Linked DNA regions of Mus musculus: regions 2 and 3 are each linked to region 1. Evidence: chromatin loops called from intact Hi-C (ENCODE). Cell type or tissue: heart. All regions are shown on one strand. Each heading gives the region's core, and the rest is flanking DNA. Links, peaks and the distances in the headings are about the cores only. Region 1 overlaps Tiam1 (T cell lymphoma invasion and metastasis 1). Region 2 overlaps Tiam1 (T cell lymphoma invasion and metastasis 1). Region 3 has its middle 21 kb from the start of Gm35714.

The links. Hi-C counts contacts between places; a loop is a spot of excess contacts. Peaks named below come from ENCODE experiments on the same cell type or tissue, not always from the same donor. Only the 100,000 strongest peaks of a DNase experiment are listed, where the experiment ranks them.
Region 2: it touches region 1 in a loop (2.2-fold over the local background); 5 of 42 quality-filtered maps call a loop at or near these places.
Region 3: a loop joins it to region 1, with 2.8 times the contacts of the local background. A loop is called at or near these places in 6 of 42 quality-filtered maps.

What each region holds. Positions count from the first base shown.
Region 1 is chr16:89,938,619-89,947,062 of GRCm38, forward strand. All of the region lies in intron 2 of Tiam1 (T cell lymphoma invasion and metastasis 1), which reads right to left. Among named protein-coding and RNA genes, the nearest start is that of Tiam1, 18 kb to the right of the region's middle. In heart, for the core only: a CTCF peak has its summit at 5,152; no DNase peak of the experiment used is centred there; H3K4me3 peaks cover 353 bases; H3K27ac peaks cover 807 bases.
Region 2 is chr16:89,840,372-89,848,815 of GRCm38, forward strand. Tiam1 (T cell lymphoma invasion and metastasis 1) reads right to left here. Exons shown (of 28, transcript NM_009384.3): 13 at 2,882-2,963. Among named protein-coding and RNA genes, the nearest start is that of Gm52239, 50 kb to the left of the region's middle. In heart, for the core only: CTCF peaks have their summits at 4,382 (motif pointing right) and 7,975 (motif pointing right); a DNase peak (open chromatin) is centred at 190; H3K27ac peaks cover 22 bases.
Region 3 is chr16:90,178,194-90,186,637 of GRCm38, forward strand. No RefSeq gene overlaps it. Among named protein-coding and RNA genes, the nearest start is that of Gm35714, 21 kb to the right of the region's middle. In heart, for the core only: a CTCF peak has its summit at 8,228 (motif pointing left); DNase peaks (open chromatin) are centred at 3,588 and 8,188.

The DNA.
Region 1 (8,444 bases), core at 345-8,344:
TGTGTGAGAGACTCTATTGTTTTAGCCCTGATTGTTTCCAATTCACGACCTAAATGTTTCAAGAGAAAGTTTGTGTTGACACAGAGGGCTGTGATCAATGACTGAGCCTTGTTTCCTGTTGCCATGATATAAACAACTTCAGAGGGAAAGAGGTTTCTTCGGCTCACAGTTCCAGGTTACAGACTGTGATGTCTAATCCCGATTCTCCAATTGCCTGCATCTCTGCATCTGAAATCAAGTAAATTTAAGATGCTGGGCACACACCTAGGATGGATTTCCAAGATGGAAACTGCTTTTGCTAGCAAGTTTATCTATCCTGCTGCTGCAGCCAGTCAAACTTCAGGATTCCAATGTAAGCTGAAGACCAGCAGCTCCCCAGGAATTCTCCAGCATCCAGCACCTTACTGGGAATGCTAAAACATCCAGCCGAGCCCATAAACTGAACTACTGCAGGATTCTGGGCCATTCCATTGTTGGACTACCAGGACCACATTCTAAAAGCCAGACTAATAAATCCTCTTTAATCTCAACATCTCATCAATCAATCAATCAATTAATCAATACCTCCCCCTCCACCCACCCGTGTGTGTTCATCCTACCAGTTCTATTTAGAATACACAATCCACAGGGCATTAAGTAGCTCAAAGCCGCTCGCCACATCCGCAGAGAGCCGAGAGCAGAGAATGGCTGTGTGCAACCTGGTGCTCGGCCCACTTTCTCCACTCTTCACACAGTTCAGGAACCAAACTCAGGGAATACTGCTGCCCACTTCCCCGCATGAATTAACCCAATCAAGACAACCCCCCCCCACACACACACACACAGATATCCACAGGCCAATCTGATTTAGACAACACCTCATGAGATCTCTCTCCCCAGATGATCCTAGACTGGGAGAGCATCCAGCTCTGTTAAACCATCAATGCTGTTTCCGCCATGAAAGCCAATTACAAGTGCAACCTGGTATTCTTCTCCTCAGCCTTCCCTGGGCACCATTTGCTCCCCAGGTGAGATTAATGTGACCCATTATGTAAGTATATGGTCAAAGGTGTGGGAAATAATTAAATTTATTCTGCCATAGTTCTAGTGGGCAAGAGGAGCAGGAGGAGGAGCAGGAGGAGGAGCAGGAGGAGCAGGAGCAGGAGGAGGAGCAGGAGGAGGAGGAGGAGCAGGAGCAGGAGGAGGAGCAGGAGGAGGAGGAGGAGCAGGAGCAGGAGGAGGAGCAGGAGCAGGAGGAGGAGCAGGAGGAGGAGCAGGAGCAGGAGGAGCAGGAGTAGGAGGAGGAGGAGCAGGAGGAGGAGGAGGAGCAGGAGGAGCAGGAGCAGGAGGAGGAGGAGGAGCAGGAGGAGCAGGAGCAGGAGCAGGAGCAGGAGGAGGAGGAGGAGGAGCAGGAGCAGGAGGAGCCTGTATAATCTGGGAGTTTGCTTGCTGCTTTAATATCAACCTGACATGCCACTCATAAGGAAACCTTAGCTGAGAAAATACCTTCATCTGGTCAGGCTGTTGGTCCGGCTGTAGGACATTTTCATAACTGATGATTGATGGGGGAGGACACAGCCCAAGTAGGAGACACAAGCCTGGGCTGGAGGTCCTAGGTTCTGTAAGAAAGCAGGCTGAGTAAGCCGTGGAAAGCAGGCTGAGTAAGCCGTGGAAAGCAAGCCAGTAAGCAGCATGCCCCATCACACACACACACACACACACACACACACACACAGCCTCTGCATCAGTTCCTGCCTCCAGATTGCTGCCTGCTTTAGTTCCTGCCCTGACTTCCTTCAGTGATAAACAGTGCTATGGAAGGGTAAGTCATATAATCCCTTTTTTCTCCAACTTGTTGTTTGGTCATAGTGTTTCATCACAGCAATAGTAACCATAAGACCGGGATGTGTGTGTGTGTGTGTGTGTGTGTGTGTGTGTGTGTGTGTGCTAATTTGCATAAATATGCACTAGAAAAAAAAATTTAGAAGTATGTTTAGAGCCATTTTGAAGGTGTTGGAAATTCTGTCCTAATCAGAAACTGGAATTTATTTAACCAGTTTTTAGAAATCTCAATTCAGCAAATCCAATCTTTAAATTCTTCATATTTTAGTGACGTATGTATCAACTGATTGACTGACTGATTGATTGACTAATTGGCTGGCCTGGAACTCTGTGCAGACCGGATTGCCCTCAAAACTCACAGTCACCCATGTTCACCTGCCCCCTCAAGCACTGTGATTAAAGGCATGTTCTACTATGGTCTATTTTATTGTGTGCACACTGCTTGAGTGCAGAGACCCACAGAGGCCAGAAGAGGGCGCTAGATCCCCTGGAGCTGGCGTTGCAGCAGGCTGTGAGCTGCTCAAGGTGTATGAGGAATACAGAGCGAGGGTCCTAAGGGGAGAGCAACTGAGCCGTCTCTCCAGCTCAAAACAGCAAACTTTAACATCAAAACTCTAACACCGTGAAATACAAAGATGTGCTCGTTATTATACAAAAGACAGCCCTTGAACAAGGGAATCCCAGAAGACGGCCCAAGTCCTGTTTCTGTTCATGTGGTCTGACAAACTATTTTAAGACTCTGGCCCCCAACTTCCATGACAAACCTCAATTTCAAAAATAACAAAATGCCTTTAACAGCTGGCAGCCACGAATGAGCACCTCCAAAACCCGTTCGACAGTAAGCACCAAGAACACTGCAGCTCAATATGGAAACGACAGCTCCTGGTGCCACATCCCCTCGAGGTCATAGATGTTGTTCTTGCTGCTATACCAAAGATCAAAAGCACCAGGGTTTCCCTGTCGCTCTCTTGTGGGCTTTTCTAGAGGATCATTGAAAGCAATACCATTAAAGGGAGATCTGCCCACCCTGACTAGGGGGGAAAAGGGGCTTTACTCCGTGAGTATGCGCCCCCCCCTCATAAATAATCATAAAAACATCTTTAAAATCCACAACACTGAGGAAAGCTCTTGGTGCCGCATTCTGGGATATTGGCAAGAATTTGACATTGGGCTAGGACAAGGAAGTAGGCTCCAGATGAATACAGGGGAGGGAGGAGTGTGGGATCTGTATCTTGATGGGTCCGGTTAAGAGTCTAAACACAGCAATCGTGGGACCTTTGTTTATGCTTTGTCTGTTCCTTAGCTACTCTGTTTATGATTTGTTTGTTCTTTTCTACCGTTGGCTCTGCAGCCTCACACCAGCACACGTGGACCACAGCATTTGTTTGTGAGAGGTTATATGCCTGGATGGCAACACATATTTCCCTTGTACAGAAGGGATTGATAAATAACGAAAGCACATGTTCAGAAGGCAATCAACTGATTTACAAGTATGTACTGGGATCCCTGTTCTCCGCTCTTTGGGGAGCGCTTCCATGGGTATAGGTTGTGCTGTGTGGTGGCCCTGGGTTCTCCATTCTGAGAAGCTACCAAACTTTTGCCGAGTAACTGCCCTCTTACAGTCTTACCAAAGTACACATGGGTTCCAGCTTCCCCACTCCCGTAACAACACTTGTTACTTTCCAGTTTAGAAACAAAAATACACACACACACATGAGCACACGCATGCACACCAGGCTGGCAGGATGGATTGTTTGGCACAGTGCTGGCAAACAATCTAAGCTAAGTTCACTCAGCCCCAGGACCATGCGAAGGTGGGGGGAGGGAACTGAGCCCACAAGGTTGCCCTCTGACTCCACACGCATCGCTATCATAGTGACACAGTATCCATAGAGATTTACCATGTAGCCAGGCATGGCAGTGCACGGCCTTAATCCTGTAACCTGGGAGGTTACACAGACGGGTCTCTGTGAGTTCCAGGCCAGGCAGATCTACAGACTGAGATTCTTTCTCCGGGAAGCAGGGTGGGAATTCAGGCAGAGTTATATGGTGAGGGAAAAGCCACCACTGTAGTGATTATGAATAGTATCTCACTGTCATTTTGACTGGCACTTTTTAAATCGTTCATGATATAGGGTGTATTTTCCGTCATGGGGCATGCTTATTCGGCCACAGGTATGTATGTATGCCCTCTGGGGAAATGAAAACTCAAGTGCACGACCCATTTTATAACAGGACTGTCTTTAGTCCTTCTTGACAGTTTGGCCTTGGTGTTCACAGCAGCCAGGAAGTGGACACAGATAAAGAAAGCAAAATCTCGACATATTAGAAAATGTGATTCTACCAAGGTCTCTGAGCCATGCCACGGTATGGATGGGCCTTGGAGGCAGGGTGTTAAGTGAAATAGGACACGCACAGCTTCCACTATAGTAAGCTCGCAAAGTCAATGTAAGACGGAGGTTCGCAGGGCCTGGGGCAGGTTGGGTGGAGGATAAGAAGTGGGATAGGATTGCCCAACGAAACAATTCTGTCTGGGATGGTGAAAGCTGTGCTAATAACTGCACAGCCACTCATTTAAAATGGCTAATTTTATGTTGGGCATATTTTACCATGCCAAAAAAAAAAAAATAGTTCAGCATACTGTTTACTTTATACTTCTAAGTGTAGTCAAAAAATATTAGTCAAGACGGTTTTAAAGAGTGTCCTCCACCAAGGATGCTGGAGTTGAAGAGTCTCTGAAATAATAAGGAGCCAGGAAATGACACTGGGGGTACACGGAGTCGGGGCTCAGCAGGATCACCCCTGATGTGCAGTGACAAGGGATGACAGTGCCTTCGTCCTCACGGGGCCTCATCCCATAGAGAACTGTGAATAGAAAGTGACCTCGGAGGGTCACTGCTGAGAGACGGGGATTACAAAAAAGAACTGCAAAAAGAGATGGGACAAACCGCGTTCCATAGGGGCCCTTGGGCCTGCATCTGGGCCTCCAGCAGACTCTGTCCTCTGAAATTTCGAGGCGCCCTGTGTTTTTCTGTGTCCCTCAAACACTCCACGAGAGAATTTTTAAAGTGAGCTGTACTGCATAAACACCGGCTCGAGGCTAGAGATGGCTCACTGCTGGTGAAGGCACGTTGTCACTGTGCCTGACCTTCTGAGTCGGTCCCCAACAGTGTCCATCCTCGCCCCCTCCCCCACATCGACCGGAGCAAAGGGACTGCTCGAGAAGAAAACACAGGGCAAGGAGGGGACTACTTATTTCACTACCCAAAGACTAGATTTCTAGGCTTGCTCTAGATTTATTTAAGGGACATTCTAATTTATTTAACCCACCAACAGAGGCCCCCACAGCACAAGGAAATTGGGATGAGCAATACACCAATGTGACAATAACACTCAGAGAACAGTCTTGTCACAGAGTGTGCTTGTGTCCCGGAGGGACCTCCAACCAAAATAACAAGCATTCACCCACCGTGTACCTATGCTAACAGATACATGTCTGCCTTTAGTGCCCTGAAGACTGAGAATAAACAGGAATCCGCCGGAGCACTGAAGAGCCTGCCTTTCCAATACTTCCTGTAGCTTGCTTCCACACACCACCGTCAAGAAGGGGAATATTATGTTGTGAAACCAACAGCACACTTGCTACAGCTGCTAGGGAGTTCTGTAAATGGAGCTAAAGGTTTTCTGTTTAAAAACCCAAGCATCCCACTCCTCTGAGCTGTGTGCATACGCTTCACTCCCTGCCAAGTGCTTTTCTCCACTTGTCAGGCAGCAGCCCTTGATCTCAAAGGGAAGAGCCCAGCTCCCCTCCCACCAGCCCACAGCTGGACTTCCCACAGCTAACGACAGGACAGGACTGGTCCACTTCCCAATGGCTTTTGTGCTGCTTGACTCTGCTGATGGACAAAGCCCCGTGCCTCCTTTGTGGGAAAGGAATGGCTCTCTCCAGCTTGTTCTATTATCCCGACTTACAGGGGATGCGTTCCGGAGGGAGGGCATCTGGGTACAAGGGAGGCCTCAGGCTACTAACTAAAAATCACTTATTAGCAGCTGGACCGGCAGCTGATATTTCAAAGGCGCTGCCTACCTACCTGAATATCAAACCAAAAGGATTGGAAAGAAAACCAAATTTCCTCACTAGCCATGGCATCATCCCCAGTCCTCGCCACAGAACTCCCCATGAGGTCGCAGAGGAAGCAGAAAACAGAAGAAGCCATCTGAGGGGACAGTGCTAACAAGCTGGGGTGAGAGGGCACTCTGCACCTGTCTGCTAAGGCATTCTCACCAGGCAACACTTGCAGAGAACCTCTATGGCCAGATGAAAGGCAAGGTGGGGTGCAGAATGCTTGTCATTGTCACTCTGCTGGCCCCAAAGGCCGTCCCCCCATGGTCTCTGCTGCCGTTATTACAGTGATTTTCCTCTAGCCCTTCTTACCTTCCGGCAATTAAGACGCACTTGGGGTTTTAAGATCACTAGATGAAAGGGGGGCCAGATGTGAACGTTATTATTATTTTGTTCAAAGCAGACCGGTCCACTAACATCTGCGGACAAGTTTACTACACACCACTTAAAACAGACGAGCCAGGTCAGATGCCAAAAAGCCCCAGGTTTGTATTTCTGAAGGCATCCGACATCTACCACATGTTTTCAGGCTGTGATTTCAGATGAGGCTCCTGAGAGAAGGTTAACTTTCCAGTCGGCTGCCAGAATCAGAAAGAGACGTGTGCAGTGGAGAAGGATCAGCTGCACGCCTGGAGCTGGAAGGGGCGAGGCGGACGAGGGTGGAGGGGACGGCTCGCCAATCGGAAGGTACAGGGACACTGGGCTTCAGAGAGCTGTGGATTATCTTCAAGCATTTTTCATCCATCCTTGAACTCCTTACAGAATTCCTCAACTAACTCCCCTCAAATGATGAAAGCCCTTTTCTTACCAACTATAAAGACAGGGGCTTATGCCTGGAGAAGCTTAAACTTTATTAACACAGACCCAATGGCACCGGAGGATCTGGTTCTGTGCGCAATAACAAAATGTAATCAGTGCTCAGAGACATGGACGGCTGGGAGCAGTGGTCCAAACGAGGAAGTTGCTTGGTCTACCCTCAACTCCGGAGCCTATTAACACTTGAATCGGGTTGGACTCCCTTAGACCAGAGCCCTCAAAAGGCCTCTATTACACCACACCCAACTTTCTTCCTTGAGCCCAAGCCTCAGGGATCTCCATGAAAATCCCTGAAAATAACAGGCCCAGCGCTCTGGCCTCTTATTACCAGAAGAACTCAATGCCCTGCCCCTGGTCATCTTGATAGTGTCGCCACAAGAGTCCTCTCTGTGTAACCCTTCTATTCCAAACCCTTGCTTCTCTGATCTCCATGGTCACAGTCACCTCCCATATGGCGCGGATGCTCTCTTCCTTCACCACAATGCAGGTACAAGAGGGCAGAGAGATTCCTCCCAGTCTTGTTCCCCACTGAATCTCCACTGTCTGGAACTGGAGCGTGACACGAATGAAGCCTGTGGTAAACACAGAGGACCAGGAGGCTGGCTTCAGACGGTAAAGGACAAGCCCTCCCAGTGAGCGGTGCAGGAAGATCTTCACACTGGCCCAGTTCTATGCTCATGAGCCCTATGCACATAGACCCTGGAAACTCCTCCTGAAAAGGCACAAAGACCAGGGAAAGCTCTGAACAGGTTTCCAGAACTTTCAATCACTATCAGAGCCCTACCAACTCTAACCGCCCCCAAACCCAGAAGGTCTGGCTAACACAGAAGGTACCAAAATATCCCGACTCTGGGGGTACAAAAACAATTCTTTTTTTTTTTTTTCTTGTTTTTCAAATGATTGACTGATTGATTGGTTTATTTATTTATTTATTATACGAGTACACTGCAGCTATCTTCAAACACACACTAGAAGAGTGCATCGGATCCCATTACAGATGGTCGTGAGCCACCATGTGGCTGCTGGGATTTGAACTCAGGACCTCCAGAAGAGCAGTCAGTGCTCTTACCCACTGAGCCATCCTGCCAGCCCTTAAATTTTTATTATATAGATTGTTTTAGGTTTGTAGCCAAAGAACAGATTTTTTTTTTCATAGACTTTCTGTTTTCTAAGAACTGACTCCTCCCCTTCTGTCCACATAACCCACTAAGGAAAGGCATCTGTAAAACGGAAGAACCCACGTGCCACATCATTGTTACCACAAATCCTTCCCTGACTTCATTACTCTGGAAGCTGCACATTTTCAGGGTTGAGCAGAACACATTTCATGAATTTACCAGACTACCCAATCAACTCTCCATCCCCCAGCTCTCCATCCATCCCCCCCAGCTCCCCAGTCCCTAACAGCCGAAGCTAAGGTTCTTCTACGTCTTTTCATGGCTTGCTCATTTTTTTTAGCACTGTATAATACTCTATCATATGGAGTAGGCGCCCACCTACAGAAAGACATCCTGGTCTCCTCCCAGTTTGGGCAATTCTAAGTAAAGCCGCCGTGAACCGCATGCACGGGGTGGTTTTGCAGAGTGTTTGGTACGGGAAGCATGCACAAAGAGAGAAATGCAAGGAACGATCTCACTGCGCTTCAAAATGAGCTTCACACTCTCTAGAGAGCTGCCTCTTTCTA
Region 2 (8,444 bases), core at 123-8,122, 98 kb before region 1:
CATGAGGAGGAGGCTGAATGTGATCATCTCTGCTTCCTAACTTGGAATAAACTGCACCAGCTTCCTCAGACCCCTGCAGCCAGGACTCCCCTCCCCCACCCTACCCCCTCTCCCATGATGGACCACACCCTCAAGCTGTGAGCTGAAATCCCTCTTCCCTTTGGGTTGCTTTTGCCAGAGTTATTTCCTAACAGCAACCAGAAAAGTAACTACAACAGGGACTATTCTTTCCTGCCAATGCGCTGCTGCCGACAAGAGCCCAAACACTGGCTTAGCTGAGGTCACCGTCATGCAGCAGGGTTTTCCAGAGTGAGGCTCAGGGACCGACACCAAGTGGTTGGGCCCCCCAACCCCTGAGAACCTCTTCCATCAGTTTGGTGCGGCCAAGCAATGGAGTGTGAGCTACGTGAAAGTACTGGTGGCCCCAAAGCTCAAACCGAGGCAAACCAAACAGCTTTGTGTCAACCTGAGCCCCTCAAACATCTCTGAAGCACACAGCGCCTGTACCCGTGCCCGTAGATAGCTTCACCCTCTGTGGCTATCATGCCCCATTCTCAACTCTAATCGTAAAACATTCTTGCAACTGTTCTCTATAATGACCCATTGCTGCTAGTCTCTCAATGTGTCCACCTGACATGTTAAACTTTATCAGGGGTTGGAGAGGCGGCTCAGTGGTTAAGAGCACTTGGCTACGTTTCCAGAGGATCCAGGTTCGGTTCTCAGTATGCACATGGTGGCTCACAATCATCTCTAATTGCAGTACCCTCTTCAGGCCTCCAATCGGTTGCACCGGGCATGCACATGGTACACAGATGAACACAGAGGCTAAATGCACACACGGATTTTTTTATTTATTATTGAACTTTATGATTGGTATGCCTGTGTAGAGAAAAAGAACGAACAGGGCATAGAGCTAGCTCTGTGCTATCTCTAACTTTAGGCCCTTGTGGAACATCTTATAATTCGTCCCCTGAGGAAAATGGAGGCGTGTGGGGTGTTTTGGTGCCAAGTGCCTGTTTCTAAGTTCCTCAGATCACTCAGTCGTAGACCAAGAGTCTCAGAGCGTGGGAACTCACTTTTCTAGATTCTCACTGGCTGACTCCCACTCGACAGACATTAAGTAGAAGCAGGGCCGGTGCTTGTTTATGCCAGTGCCACCAATTATGGCTTTCGTCACGGAGGCCACACTTCTGTTGCATATCAAGCCCTTTATAAACATTAATTCTCTGCCACTAAGGATGTCCTCCAGGCTTCCTGATATGTTTGGTTGGGGGCGGGGGAGGGTCAAACAGTAAACGGCGTGAAGGTATACCAGAAGTGGCCAGAGAGACAAAATTGGGTTCTATTCATTAGGCCACAATTCTCTAATGAGCGTTTTGAGACGATGATATTTGCCCACAGCAGGAGATGAGGAGGGAACATGATACCAGCTGCCTTGTGAGGGCTTTGGGGGTTTCCAAACACTTAAAAGGTTAACCACTGCATTCAGAGAAAGATCTCTAATACATGTGAGCAGTGGTCTTGACATTTCACCAGGAAATGTAAGCTCCAGCACACAGTAGGTCCACGCACATCAACACCTTTGTAAGTAGGTGACTCTGTGATTTGCTGAGAGCTGTCACTGTCTGTCACTGAGTAGGACCTGATTCACTGCTTCCTCCGTTTCCCCCCTGCAAAAAAGCCACAGGCTCATCTCCGGTGACAGCTGCCCCAGGCCTGGCTCTGGAGAAATGACAACAAATAACAGTCTGAGCCAGGAGAGTGTGAGAGGGAAATGGCAGCTGTGGGCTCTGGGCTCCAATGACCCTTACCTCTCCTAACATAGCACTCGCCAGATCCCCAGTTCCTGAGCTCAAGGGATAATTCCTTTACTGCTTAATCGAACAGCAGTCTAACGATATCAGTAATGATAGCAGAGTGTAGACAGCCATATAGGAAAGTATGACAGCAGGCAGGTCTGTGTGTATGGGGGGCAGGGGTTGTTTTGTTCGTTTGTTTGTTTGTTTGTTTTTGAAAGACCTGTACCACTACACATCAACAAAGCAAGTCCTTTTAACTTTCCTTGTGGAGAAAGGTAGAGAGGGCAACATAAGGAAATGGATATTTCCTTCATCGTCAGGCACAACAGAAAATAAAATAATCCATCCCCACTATGTCTTTCTTCTAAAAAAATTTATCTATCTCTCTATTCACTCCCAACCATTCCCCCACTCTGTGTGTGTGTGTGTGTGTGAGAGAGAGAGAGAGAGAGAGAGAGAGAGAGAGAGAGAGAGACTCAGAAGTGCAGACATCACAGAAGAGAGAGAGAGAGAAAGAGAGAGAGAAAGAGAGAGAGAAAGAGAGAGAGAGAAAGAGAGAGAGAGAGAGATCGAGAGAGAGAGACTCAGAAGTGCAGACACCACAGAAGAGAGAGAGAGAGAGAGAGAGAGAGAGAGAGAGAGAGACTCAGAACTGCAGATACCACAGAAGCCAGAAGAAGGTGCTGGATAGCCTGAAGCTGGTGTTCAAAGCAGCCGTAAGCCCCTCAAGGTGCTCGCATCCGATTTGGTTCCTCTAAGAGCAGCAAGTGCTCTAACCACTGAGTAATCTCTGTGGCCCCTCTGTCTGCCCCTTAGGACAGCAGAATCCCACTGATTCAAGTTAAGAGACTGAAGGCCAGAGGCTTTCCTCCCCATGCCCCCCATGCCCCCCATGCCCCCCATGCCCGGGTTGAGCGTCTCTCATAGCTCAGCTGCACTTCATGGCACAGGAGCCAGATGTGTGTTTAAAACAGGCCCCAAGGGCTTCTTATTGAATTGTAAATATGCTCAGTTCTGTTTACAGATGAAATGCTTTAACTGGAAACACAAACACCCAAGACCAAAGACAAATAAAAACCTACCGTAATTATCAGCGGCCGCGTCTGACTTCTCAATGTGGATATTCTGGGTGACTTTTGGACAGATTTCAATTTCTTTGTAAAGCTGCAAATCAGAGAGAGGGGGGCGAGTGAGGGGCCCATCGCAAATACGACAGATCAGCATTTTGTAAATTTGCTTTTTCATAATTGATACTTGAACAAAAATTCATGCTACATCAGTGTTTTTATTGAGTGAAAAACCTTCAGTTCTCAGCACCACGCTCAGCTAAGCTTAGAAAACCAGGCTGCTTCTAACCACGCTCTCTCCACATGCACATCACTCTATAGAGCACCCTAAATTCATCACAGACCTGAAACACAATGCCCCCATCATTAAACCCTCTAGTGCTGGGGCAGGGGACTCGTCAAAATCAAAAGGAGGTTATAAATATGCTGAGTGAAGGCCTGCACAGTACTAGACATCTCTGCCTGTTCACACAGCACTTCCACAGGAGGAAATCCACAGCAGGATCAACTGGTAGATACAGACTGTCTGTGTGATGAGATTCTCGGTTAGCCACTCAACTATACAAAATCATAAAGAAAAGTAAGTACACAAATCAACCAACCATCTATAAACCCAACATAGTCTAGAATGTGTTTCTGTATAAATGCAAGATTAAAGTATTATATAGCTCGCGCATCAGAAAATGTTTAAATCAACTGACAGTGCAGTTCCATATATCTGGAGCTAACTCACAAGACATGAATTTCAACTGTGTGCCTTATCATTCCATCCTGGGACAATTACAACGTCCATTTCACAAACAGGGCGCTAAGGCTGGTGAGAAAGTATTCTAACATGTTTGTAAAGCCAGGGTGGGCTGGGCAGGGTCTAAATGCAGTCTTGCAAGCCCCAGAGATATGGCTCTCTCTGTGTCCCACCATGGTGACTCCCAGCCCAGTGTGAAACCCAAAGAGGCCTGAGGTTAGGAGGATGAGCCTTCTTAGGTAAAAAACCTATAGCTGAAATCCAAATTTGAAGACAAATGCAAACTCTTACTGATCTGGAAATGAAAATAAATCTCAAGCCATAGAATTTGATAGGTACTGCATCCTGAGTCACTGAAGCGGACCTCGGTGACGTCTACCCCTGCCCCATCTCTTCAGGATGTCATTTTATACAGTCAAGAAGAAAGCACGGGTCTTTTTTTTTTAATGGTATACTATGACACAATGTGATAGGGGTTAGAGCTAGGAACACTGGCCGTACAGCCTGGGTGTCCGGGGGCATAATTCAATATGATTTTATTTAGACACTTCAGTTCACAAAATTAAATTCTCCAATTAGAGGACTTCAGTGATTTAAAGATCAGAAAATATAGCCACTACAATTACAAATACGGAATTATTTAAAGAAAGCTGACAAGACATGGCAGGACAAGCACCATGCTCACTCAATACCACAGTGTTCATCTCTGCTGGGGTTGAGCCCTGCTCATTTATTTTTAAATATGTGTAGCAGCCAGTCCTTCCCACTAGGTGACAGCATAGACCCGTTAGTTCTGACCATCTCTGCAGAGAGCCAGTGGGATACTTTGCTCAGAATTTCTGCTCTCCACTGTGTCCACTGTCTCGGTGTCACATAAGCCAGCCTCGGGGCCACACGCTCACTCTTGTGCTGACTGAGACTCAGGCCAGGTTAAGGAAAAAAAAAAAAAGTAAAAAAATACAGGAAACTTCTGTGTCTTAAAATGTGTTTTCTGAAACCACAGGATCTGGGCTAGGGAATTTGAAAGCTGGCCACCTTATGCACAGGCAAGTGGCACACATATTGAAGTTCCACGTTTAAAGTACTATTGAAGCACCTCCCCCAGGCCCCAGAGGGGAAACATCATAAGTTTTTAACACTGCTCTAACCACATGCTGTTAGTCCTGTCTCCCCGTCTCCCCTGACCATGCCAGCCTAAGCCACAAAGGCCTCTTAGCCACAGTACCCTAGCCAGCAGGGAGTCGTCCCGTGTCCTAGAGTGCGCTTGGCATACACCAACCTCAAGGAGCCTGTTACAATAGAGGCCAGCTGTTGCCATTACTAGGTAACTCACAGGACTGGTTTCAGGATCTCCAGGACCCCAGAATCTCCAAACCCATGGGTGCTCAACTCTCTTATGGGAAACAGTGTGGTATTTGCATAAAAGCTATGTCACACAGGCTTTGAATTGTCTTTAGATTGCACTTGATACCTACCTAATACAACACAAATGATAGGCAGATTGTCTTCATTTTGTATTGCGTGAGAAGTTAAGAACTGAGACACACACACACTCTCTCTCTCTCTCTCTCTTTCAAATTTTATCAATGGCGTCGCTTACTGAGCCTAGAGTTCGCCAATTCAGCCAGGCTGGCCAGCCAGCCAGGTCTGAGGCTCCCGCTGTCTCTGCCTCCTGCACTGGGATTAGAGGTGCCTGGCTCTGTACCACCGTTTACAGGGGTACCGGAGTCTAGAGCTCAGGCTTCTGTGGCAGGAATGTTACCAACTGACCTTTCTCCCCAGACCCATGTCACACCTTCTTGAAACACTTTTCTGTAAAACACGTGAGACTCACATCTTGTTCTCCTCACCCCCAGACTCACCTCACACCTCAGCATGCCAGCACCGTGCCTCTCTCCCTAACTTCTTGCTTCTCCAAGCCTGAAAACCTGCTGCCAGTGACAGGTTTTTACATGTATTTCTGCGAACCTGAATAGAGGCTCCTCCAGAAACAGGACCCCCCCCCCCCCACCTCTGGCACATACCCTGTGAGGATCAGAGATTATTCTTGGCACAGAAACGCTAAGTAAATATTTGCGAGATGAATGAATAAATAAATTAATCAATTTTGGCTGCACATTTTATTCCCCTGTCACTTTAATAAGATCTCATTTAGTGTGAAATCTGGAAAGCTATTGTCTCTACAGACTAAACCCCAGGTCTGTGGCCATTCCATGGACTGTTTCCAACAACTATCTAGTCAGGAAGAAATAGCCAAATGGGTATCATTTACATTAATATAATCAGCAAAGCAGGCAGACAATGACTATTGGTAGATATTCAGAGAACTCCCTTCTCACTCACACAAATGAATACTCATTACTCTCCAAGATCTTCCAAGTCCAGGACTCACTTTCTGCTATCGATGGGACAGAATTAAGTATCTGGGGTTGGGGTGGGAGTCATATATGAGGGCATGGCTGGAGACACCTGCAGGTTCCTGCAGAGCAGTGCCCCAGCATGCAGGGAGGTAGCAGGGCTTATTAATATCGTGTAGCCTGCTGCTTGCTCAGAAACGAGCAAGAAAACAAATATGCTCTCAGAAAGCACTCTGTGCCCAGACAGGCCCTGCCTTAGCATGACCCCACACCCCGAGGAATGCTCTAAAGCAGGGCTGCAGAACAGGGACCCCTGAGATGATTCTAGGGGCCTGTGAACTCAGAACAGAAAGCAAAAGATACCCAGAACATTTACGGAAGACGGCCCAGCATCTTCTCTGACCGTGGGTGCACGTAGGCAACCCGGACCACAACACTACGAGTGCCCGTGGCTTCCTCATGAGTACTAAAGCCATCTCAGTAGCAAATCCCAGTTGCTATTAATACCTCTGGATATTAGTTATACTTGCCACTATTTCTGAGCAGCAGTAGCTACTACATCCACTGTTAAGTTTTATAATTTCGTGAGCTCATAACATGTTACCTATCATTTAAAATTGAGTTTTGCTAAGCATCTTGCTATGACTAAGCCATGGGAAGGTCTGTCTGTATGTCCTGTCTCACGTGACTGTAAGCATTACTCTGGGAAGGGGTCAAGAAGCTTCGTCAGGCACGAAAGCCGCCCAGAACGCAAGAAGCTTAGAGAGCCTGGTAAGATGGAGGTGCTGACGTAAGCACGACCCTGGTCACTGCTTCCCTGGGGATCTCTGGGCCAGAGACCACTGCAAAGGGTGAGAGAAAGCACAGTGGTCCCTTTGTACCTACGGGTTGTTCCCCTTAACTATAGCACATACATAATAACAATTATAGACCTGAACAGGCTGAGCTGGGCTCACCAGCACTCCATCGTCATCACTGGATAAAGCCACACCGTATCCATAGCTTAAATATGATATGTGACTAGGGGAGGGTTGGAGGGTTGGCTCAATGGTTAAGATCACTCGATACTTTTGAAGAGGACCCAGTTCAATTCCCAGCACACACAGGGCGGCTCCCAACTGTCTGTGACTCCAGTCTTATTCATACACATAAGATAGTAAAATAAATAAATCTAAAAAAAGTTTGTTCATAACAATAGTATATGACTAATAAACATTTTAAAGCCATGGCCTGATTAGCACACGTGCCTGGTATCTACAGGACCAGATTAGCACACATGCCTGACATGTATAGGACCCGAGTAGTATACATTCCTGGTATATACAGGACCTGATTAGCACACATGCCTGTTATATACAAGAAATAGAAGCTTGTTGCCTATGAGCCCTGCAATTTACTGTTTGTAAAATTCACAAATTATAAGGCATAAACTAAACTATCTTCTTGCAGCGTAATCAGCCTGACCTCTCTGACTTTTTTGATCATGAAACTCCAAGTTATTCACCGAGATGAGATGAAACTGTAGCCCAGGCTAGCCCCAAGCTTTATCTCTCAATCCTCTTGCCTAAGTCTCCCAGTGTAGGAATTTTAGATGTTTACCACACTACGCATGGGATTTTTTTTTTTCTTCCAAGAAACATCTTGCTGTGTTGTTCTCCAAGCTAACCTTGAACTCCTAGAGGTCATGCAACTCTTCTGCCTCAGCCCCCTGAGCAGCTAGGGCTACAGATGAGGACTGTAGTGCTGAGCTAAGGCTTTTCTTCTTTGGCATGGAAAGGACTCCTTGAGTATGTTCACAGAACACAAACAACTGGCTATTTAATTCTCAGAAGGAACACCTTGGCTCCTGGCTGTTAATGAGACCAGCTCCATCTCCATCAACACAGTCAACAGTGGCTTAAAGAGTCGAGAGGTCATTTATGTCCTTTTCCCTTTGCAATATTTATGTATATGAGTGTTTTGCCTGCAGGCACATTTATGCACCATGTGTGTGCAGTGACTACAGAGGCCAGAAGAGGGCATCAGATAGCCCAGAATTACAATTGTGGATGGTGGTGAGCCGCCATGTGGGCACTGAGAACCTTAAGCTGGTTCCTCTGCAGGAGCCGTCCTTTTCTTAGTCACAGAACCATCCCCCCACCAGGCCCACTTTCATCCTCTTCCAACATATAACATGATCAGACTGCCACAAGAGAAAAATCCATATTTCCTCAAAAAAAAAATATAATACTTTAGAGATCTGGGGTGACCTTTTCGGCTGGCAGAAACACTCCAAATCATAACTCTTCCAGTGGAAACAACCACTTGTATCTGTTATGCGCTTACGGTTGTCGAGAGTTTCCTAATAGAAGAAGTATAGCTCAAGAAGTTGATTTAAAATGCCACTCCCTATGACATTCTGCACTGTGGTTCCTCTTTCCAAAAGGAACCTCTGAGCTGTACTTCCAGTTCTGCTTTCTGTGGGGAGTCACTCCCC
Region 3 (8,444 bases), core at 305-8,304, 240 kb after region 1:
TATGTCTGTGTACCCCATGCATGTATGTCTGTGTACCCCATGCATGCATGTCTGTGTACCCCATGCATGTATGTCTGTGTACCTATGAAGATGTCAGATCTCCCAGAACTGAAGTCACAGACAGTTATGAGCCATCATGTGAGTGCTAAAAATTGAAGCCAGGTCCTCTGGAAGAGCAGCCAGAGTTCTTACCCCACAAGCTATCTATTCAATACCCTCCTCTTCTCTGAGACAGGGTCTCACTATGTAGCCCTGGCTGGCCTGGAACTTACTATATTATATCAGGCTAGTCTTAAATTCACAAAGACCCACCTACCTCTTGCCTCCTCAGTGCTGAAATTAAAAGTCTCACCACAACCAAATATATCACCGACTCCAGCTGTGCAGCCCAAATGTACAGGAGTACATGGGTATAGGATTATCTGCTGGCGCACAGGCAACCTACCAGCAGCCATCTCCCAGGAGAAAATGAAGTCTCCATCAACTGCCAATAGCTCCTTAGTTAGAAGTGGTCTGTGTGAACCCAGCCGCCATCCATGCTGGAACAGTGAATGGTTTGATCTTGTGCAGGCAAGCAGAGCTGCTATAAGATCATGAGTATGACAGCCATGTCATGTCCAGAAGACACCATTTCACAGCTCCCCATCCACACTCTCCGCCAGGCAAGGTCTCTCTGTGTAGCCCTGGCTGTCCTGGAACTTACTCTGTAGACCAGGCTGGCCTGGAGCTCAGAGATCTGCCTGTCTCTGCCTCCCGAGTGCTTGGGCATCTTTCAACTCTTACATTCTTTCTGTTTCCTCTCCCACATGTGTCTTAAGCCTTGAGGGAAGGGATTAACTTTCCCACTTAAGACTGAGCACTCGACAGCCACCCTCAGCTCTTGGACCAGTTACGAACCTCCCTCCTCCCCTACTGCCAACCCCCACACCCTCCCTGCCATGGGACTGATGCTTTTGATATAACTATTATGAGCTGAAGTGTTATTTCACTAATGTTTTTTCTCTCCTCACTTTTTTTCTTGTGGGTCTTAGGGAGTTGGAGAGAAAAGGCTAGGGAAAAAACAAAAACAAAAAACAGTGCCTCCATTTTACACCCTGAGTCCCCTCATTCTGTCATAGCAGTGATCTGGAAGCCTGAAGAGAACAGGGAGGTGTGGAGTCTGTCCACTGTTCCTCAGCAGATGTACGGGATGAGAGCGAACGGCTTAGAGGGTAGAGCAAGAGTTAGAAGCGAAGAGTTAGAAGCATCAAAGGTATCCACAAAAGTCAGACAACAGAGAGCAGCTCCACGGGAGAAGTGTGTCGGAAAAAAGCATCAGGGGCTTAGTGTCAAGAAGCAGCCCGTGGGACAGAGGAGCTGAGTCTGGGGGCTCAGGCTCAGACAGAGGAGCTTCGAGTCCAGGGACGCAGGCTCAGACAGAGGTGGCCGAGCCATGAAGTTACTGAACCTTCTCAAATCTGACTTTTTTTTTTTTGGTTTTTCGAGCAGGGTTTCTCTGTATATCCCTGGCTGTCCTGGAACCCACTCTGTAGACCAGGCTGGCCTTGAACTCAGAAATCCACCTGCCTCTGCCTCCCAAGTGCTGGGATTAAAGGTGTTCGCCACCACTGCCCGGCTAAATCTGACAGTTTTATTTGCCTATGGAGGCAGAGGGATTTTCCAGACCTGACCTTAGCAATCTCTCCACTCCGCATATGTTGCTTAGAGTAAAATAGTAACCCTCCTACATTAGGGCCTGAACCTGAAGCTCTGTGAGGGTTTGGTGAAAGGAAAGTCAGACAAGGGAATGGGCAAATGTGGCAACACAGGTTGAATTCAGGGTATGGGGCAGGCTGGAGCGGAGATCTCTAGTTGAAGGAACTGGAGAACTTGCCATCTACGTACAGGTTGGGGTAGATAAGGGGCCAACAAGGGAAAGGGGGAAGGGCCTGAACATATTCCTTTTGGGCCTGTGGTTGGCAGTCATTAGGGGCTAAGAAAACATGACGAGTGGAGAGTCAAACACGTCAGTGGGTTGGTAAGCACCTCTCCAGGCCAGCCACTGTTGCAGTTGAGGAAGAACCGGGGCAGGGATCTAGAGGAACAATTGACTTTAGTCAGCTTCAGGGCCTGACGTTTATTCAACCAAAACCAAGGAGCTTTAAAGTGGCACACATTTGTCTGGGTTGCATATAGGACTGTCCATGACTTTCAGGTCTCCAAGGGCATGGCTCCTAGGTCACTCCTGCTAGGAAGATGCCTGGCAGGAAGTTCAGACCCCAAGAAGAGCTTTCAGGTAGGTAGTGCCCTCTGGTGTCCCCAGATGAGGGTCCAGAGCCATCCAGCATTTGTTACAAGGACAGAAGGGTCTGAGCCTGTCGATGCCTAGTGTCCCTGTCCTCTGACTTGAGCCTCTCTAGCATTCTGATGCTCTCCGGGGACGGCTCCAGAAAGTGTGGAGCAGAGGTCAGGCTCTTCTAAACACCAGAGAAATTGCAAACATAAGGTCACTGTGATTTTATAGCCTTTATAGCCTGAGTGATCATATACTTGTAGATAAATTGGTAAATATAACAAAAAACTACTCCAAGAAGTGTAAGGAGCAGCCATGGAGACCACCTAATGTGATACTTAAATATGATCATCAAAATCCTAGAGGTTGTTACCATAGCCCCGTCTGGGGCTCCATGGAGCCCAACAGGGTAAACTCTCTCCGGCCTGGGTAGAGACTTTACATTACAAGCTGCCAATGCATGCGTTATCCAGCTGGGCTGGCTGGTCACTTGGCCTAGGTGTCCCTCAAGAAGGGGGAGTTCACTTTAAGCTGTGCTGAAGGCACAGGGGATAATTACCCCTTTAATGAGACATACTTTTCCATCCTGGAACCTCTGTCCTCAGAGCTTTGATGAGGTTCTGTTGAGTCAGTCTGTCCACCTTCCTGAGTTCTAACTTTCCCTACTGCTTCCTCTCCACCGTGGGCTGCTTGCCCACCACGTGGTTGACCTGCAAGCCAGCTTAACTCAAATGCCATGACTCATTCTCTTTCTTTCCCACCTTCCTCTTCGCGTGTCTGTCAAGACTCATAGCTTGCCATCTCAAGTTTTTCTTTTAAATTCTAATAAAATCATCCTCAAGGTTTCTTTTGAGTCTGCCCTTAAATTCTCTCGCTGATGAGACAGAGAATCCTAAGAGAGTCCCGTTCTCTCTCCCATAATGTAAATGGTAATAACTATCACAATTGTCACTGAAATGGAAAGGACCATAATTGGCTAGCTTGTTGGTCTTGGTCTGATGACCTCCACTCTTCCTTCCATCTATCCCTCACTCTCCCAGGACACCGCAGTCTTTTCGCTGTAACAAACCTCAGCGTATGCGAGCTGCACCCATTGTCTTCTACCCAGAGGCAGGTGGAGGTTAGCACAGGATGTACGCTTACGTCATATGGAGCCCTTCTAGCTCCCTGGCCAAGCCCCACCCCACTGCTTGGCATCGCGGACCATTCTCACATCTTTATTTTCTTGACTTTGAAAGACCGTTCCCTTTGATCTAGAGCTGACCTTAGAATTCTTCCGAAGACTCTCTGTTAAACCAGGCAGAGTCTGCCCATGGATTGAGGCCAGGTGGAGTTGGCACACTTGGTTGGCAGTGTAAATCCCTTATCTGGGCGCCTCCTTTTCCTTTTATTTTACCATGGCCAGTGGAAACCTGCCACCAACTGCCAAGCCTCGTCGTTGTCCCAACATGCTCCAGGTGCGGGGAGCAGAGGTTCTCCACCCTTTCTGCAGGTGTTAGGTAACAGTGCCTCTCCCTACCCACTCTACCGTGTCTCTGGAATGAGGGCTCTCCTGTAAAACAGCTCTCTCCTGCAGGTTTTCATCCTCTCTGAATCGAATTGCTAAACAAACCCAGTAACAGAAGCAAGTCTAAGGTCAAGCAAGCCACAGCAATGCTGTAACCATGGGAAGAAATCACAAGAGTTCAATGGCCACTGGATTCACACCAGCAGAGCCAAGAAAGCGTCCTCTGATGGTGATGGTGATGGTGATGGTGATGGTGATGGTGATGGATGGTGATGGATGGTGATGGTGATGGTGATGGTGATGGTGATGGTGATGGTGATGGTGGTGATGGTGATGGTGATGGTGATGGTGATGGTGGTGGTGGTGGTGGTGATGGTGATGGTGATGGTGATGGTGATGGTGATGGTGATGGTGATGGTGGTGGTGGTGGTGGTGGTGGTGATGGTGATGGTGATGGTGATGGTGATGGTGATGGTGATGGTGACAGCTACCCCTGGAAGGTGTCAGCTCTGTATCATGACTGGGCAAGTGTGTTAGCTAAATATGCCAAAGAAAACTCCAGGCGCTGCCCAGTGTTCTTCCTTGGCCGTTAGAGGCTTGAAAGGAAAACAGCGTATTTCTGGAGCGGGACACAGTTGTGGTGCAAGTCAAAACACAGTCCTGACTGAACACAAGGCTTACAAAACCCTCCCGCGAGCCAGGCTCACGAGCATCTCGGTCGTCCCAGTAACCACTGGGTAGGTAGATGCTTTGGTGTTTTCCACTTTGTAGACAGATCAACAGAGGCTCGCAGGGGCAAAGCTGGCGCTCAATTTCATCTGCCCGATAGAGAATAAGATGTTTTATTTTTAATTATTTATTTTATGTATATGAGTAGTAGACTGTAGCTGTCTTCAGACACACCAGAGGAGGGCATTGGATCCCATTACAGATAGTTGTGAGCCACCATGTGGTTGCTGGGACTTGAACTCAGGACCTCTGGAAGAGCAGTCAGTGCTCTTAACCGCTGAGCCATCTCTCCAGCCCGGAATAAGACATTTTAACCACTGGCTTCCCCTGTGGCATGTCTGTCTCCTGTGGTATGCGACAGGTACCAGACACTGCCTTGCTGCAGATGGCACACAGAAAACAAAGCCCATTATCTTACACAGAGCAGTGCTGAGGCTCCATTTCATACAAGGCACTGTCAGCTTCTGCAGAGAATAAGAAATGGTGGAGACACACAACTGTCCTTACCGGAAGGTAAAGAAGGCTATCAGTGGCCGGGAGAGGCTTCAGTGGTTAAAGTACTTGCCATCTGAACGTGAGGACCAGGGTTTGGATCACAGAAACTGACATCTCAGCAGCAACCAGCACTGCAAGACAGAGACAGGGAACCAATCCTTCAGCAAGCACACTGGCATGCTAGCATATGACTGAGACCTTACCTCAGCAAATAAAGTGGAAGGGCCATTGAGGACACTGACATCAACTTCAGACTTGCACATGCTCATGGGTGATCACATACATGAAACAGACATGCACACATGTACACACACATACATGAAGCAGACATGCGCACATGTACACACACACACACACACACACACACACACACACACACTGGAAGAAACAAAAGAAAGGCATATCACTCTTACCTTGTTTTAAATTCCTACAAACAGCCAGGCATGAAGATCAGGTGACAGAGTGCATACATGAATGCTTGCATAAATGAAGTGTGGACTTCAATCCCTGACACCGCATAAACTGGGTTTGGTGTTACACCTATATTCCCAACCCTTAGGAAGATCATAAATTCAAGGTCATCCTTAGCTACACAGGAAGTTCAAGGCCAGCCTGGGTCACTGAGACCCTGTCCAATTTATTTATTTATTTTTCCTTTTTAAAGGCTCCTGTTTTCAATGCTGTGGAAATTCCCCATTCCAATCCACCCAGAACTCTGAATCAGCTCAACCATCTGGAATATTCCTTTACAGCCGGTATCTCATCCTCTCCTTTTGCCCACCCCAGCCATGGAAAGTGGTGCAGGGACCCCATACACCAGGTGTGCTAGTGCGTGCCTATAATCCCAGCACTGGGGTGTGCAGCAGACAGGAAGATCAGAAGGTCAGGGTTGTCCTCCTCATCTACACAGCAAGCTCGAGGGCAACCTGGGGTGCATGAGACTCTGCCTTAAACAAACAAGGAAACAGAGCAGAGAAAACAGCAAAGAATCAGGGAACGACGGCAATTCACAGACCGAGCGAGGAAAGCGGAGGCTTCAGTGCATGCCAACATGGGCAGAAGAGACCAAGGCTGGCCACAGCCCAGCTCCATGCTTCAATTTAAGAAGTACACAACCTCCCTGCAAAGTGCAAAGACATACATAAGAAGGAGAGGGTCAGGCTGGAGAGATGACTCAGCGGTTAAGAGCACTGACTGCTGCTCTTCCAGAGGTCCTGAGTTCAATTCCCAGTAACCACATGGTGGCTCAGAATCATCTGCAAAGAGATCCAATGCCCTCTGACCTCTTCTGGAGTGTCTGAAGACAGTCACTCTGTACTCACATATATAAATAAATAAATCTTGTGGGGGAGAAGGGGGAGGAGGGGGTAGGAGGAGGGGGAGGGTCAGACTTGATTGGAAGAGAAATGTTTTGTCTGACTTGTGGGTATCAGGGTTCCACACTCAGCTTATTTGTGGTCATTTACACAGACTGACATAAACTACTGTTTTATTTTCTCAAAGTAGATTTGATAGGTAATTAAGAAGCTCCAGGTCGGCTAGGCATGGTGGCACACACCTTTAATCCCAGCACGCAGGACAGCCAGAGCTGTTACTCAGAGAACACCCCTGTTTCCCCCACCCCGGCCCCCCACAAAAAGCTCCAGTTCCATAATTGCCACATTTAAGCTTTCAATTTTCCATTTCCCGAAAACATAACCTTTTGACTAAGACACATGAGATCACACGATGGAACATGAAAGATTTAGGAGGTTTGGGCCTAATATCGTCTGGAAGATTTTACAGCTGTGACCATGAATCCATCTTGTTAGTATCTGAGACGCTGAGAAGGGAAGCCAGGCTCGCAGGTCGGAGTCCGGCAGTTTGTCCCCACTGCACGTACGCACACACATGCACGCACGCACGCACAGACGGTACTTATGTTGAAGGCTTCAGCTGACCATTTGACTCGAGTTTGCATACACAATCATCTCAAATGCGAGGAAAAAAAGGAAGCAAACACCAGTGGTGTGGCCTGGCTCTTAGGTTCTCTAAAGCTCCCGTGGCACTACGGAGAGGTGGTGGGAAGTTTAGGGGTCGGGCTTATTGAGGAAGGTCACTGACAGAGCACATGCCTGTGAAGAAGTTTGCTCACTCACAGTGAAGACACTCAGGGCGGCCAATTTGGAGCATCACTGCAGGGCTGGGCATATAGGTCAGTTGGCGTGCTTGCGAGCATGAAGCCTTGAGCTGCATCCCTGGGAACGTTCTTACCACACAGCGAGGTGGGAGTAAAGCACTCCCTTCTTAAAGCATGGAGGCTGTATAGGAGCGGGCAAATGGGTTAAGAGTGGTGCCTACGGCCTTGCCAGATCTCACCACACACACACACACACACACACACACACACACACACACACACACACATCTAACAATCACAAAAATAATGCACGCATATAATAGGCATATATTAAATGTCAAGTGTGTGTCATTTTACACTTCAAAATGACTCAGTTGCATTTTGTCACATTTTATTACTCATCCAGGATAGACTACATTTCCTGTGAAAATTTTGTCACCAATAAGCTCCTGGTGAGAAAAGTTGACCGTTCCAGAAATCTGGTCGATGACTGAATAAACAGTTCAAGAAAATCCAGAGGCTCACAGCCTCACTGTTAGCAAGAAGATCTACCTGTTGGGTTGTTGTTGTTCTTGATGTTTTGTTTTGTTTACCAGGGTCTCACTATGTAGCTCTGGCTGGTCTGGAACTTGCTATATAAATCTGGCTCGCCTCTGTCACAGACAGGCCCTGCCTTTGCCTCTGTTTTTTTCCTATTGTAATGTAAAGACGGCAATCTCAGCAAGTGCTCCCTCTCTAAAGGAGCCCTCACAGCAATATACATTATACAGAGTCTTTATACAGAGTCTGGCTGTCCTGAAATGAAACTATGTAGACCAGGCTGGCCTTGAACTCAGAGATAGACCTGCCTCTGCCTCCTTGAGTCCTGGGATCAAAGGTGTGCGCCATCACACCCAGCAATGTTTTGTTGTTAGAGATTCAAGGTTCGCGGAAAGCACACATTTAGAGGCAGAGATCCAGGCTACTCATCTTTAAGATCCAACCCTAGGAAGGCTGGAGTGGAGGGGAGGAGTGACTGTCTCCATTGTGTCTTAGTGGATTCTGAAGGACCGATCAGCGAGTCTGGGCTCAAGACAACAGTGAAACCTTGCTGCCACCTGCTGGCCACTTAAGCCATCGTTCTGGGACCTTTGATGATCAGGAGCTAGCTTTTCTGGTATTTTGGATAGCTCATCTTTTCTCAGCACTTTTATGCTTGGCAGTTTATCTGAGCATTCTGGGTACCTGTCAATAAGAAGATGTGATTTCTTATGTCAAATCTGTATTATCATATTTGGTCTATAATCCTGGGAAAACCCAATAAAACCTGCTTTCATAAGGCA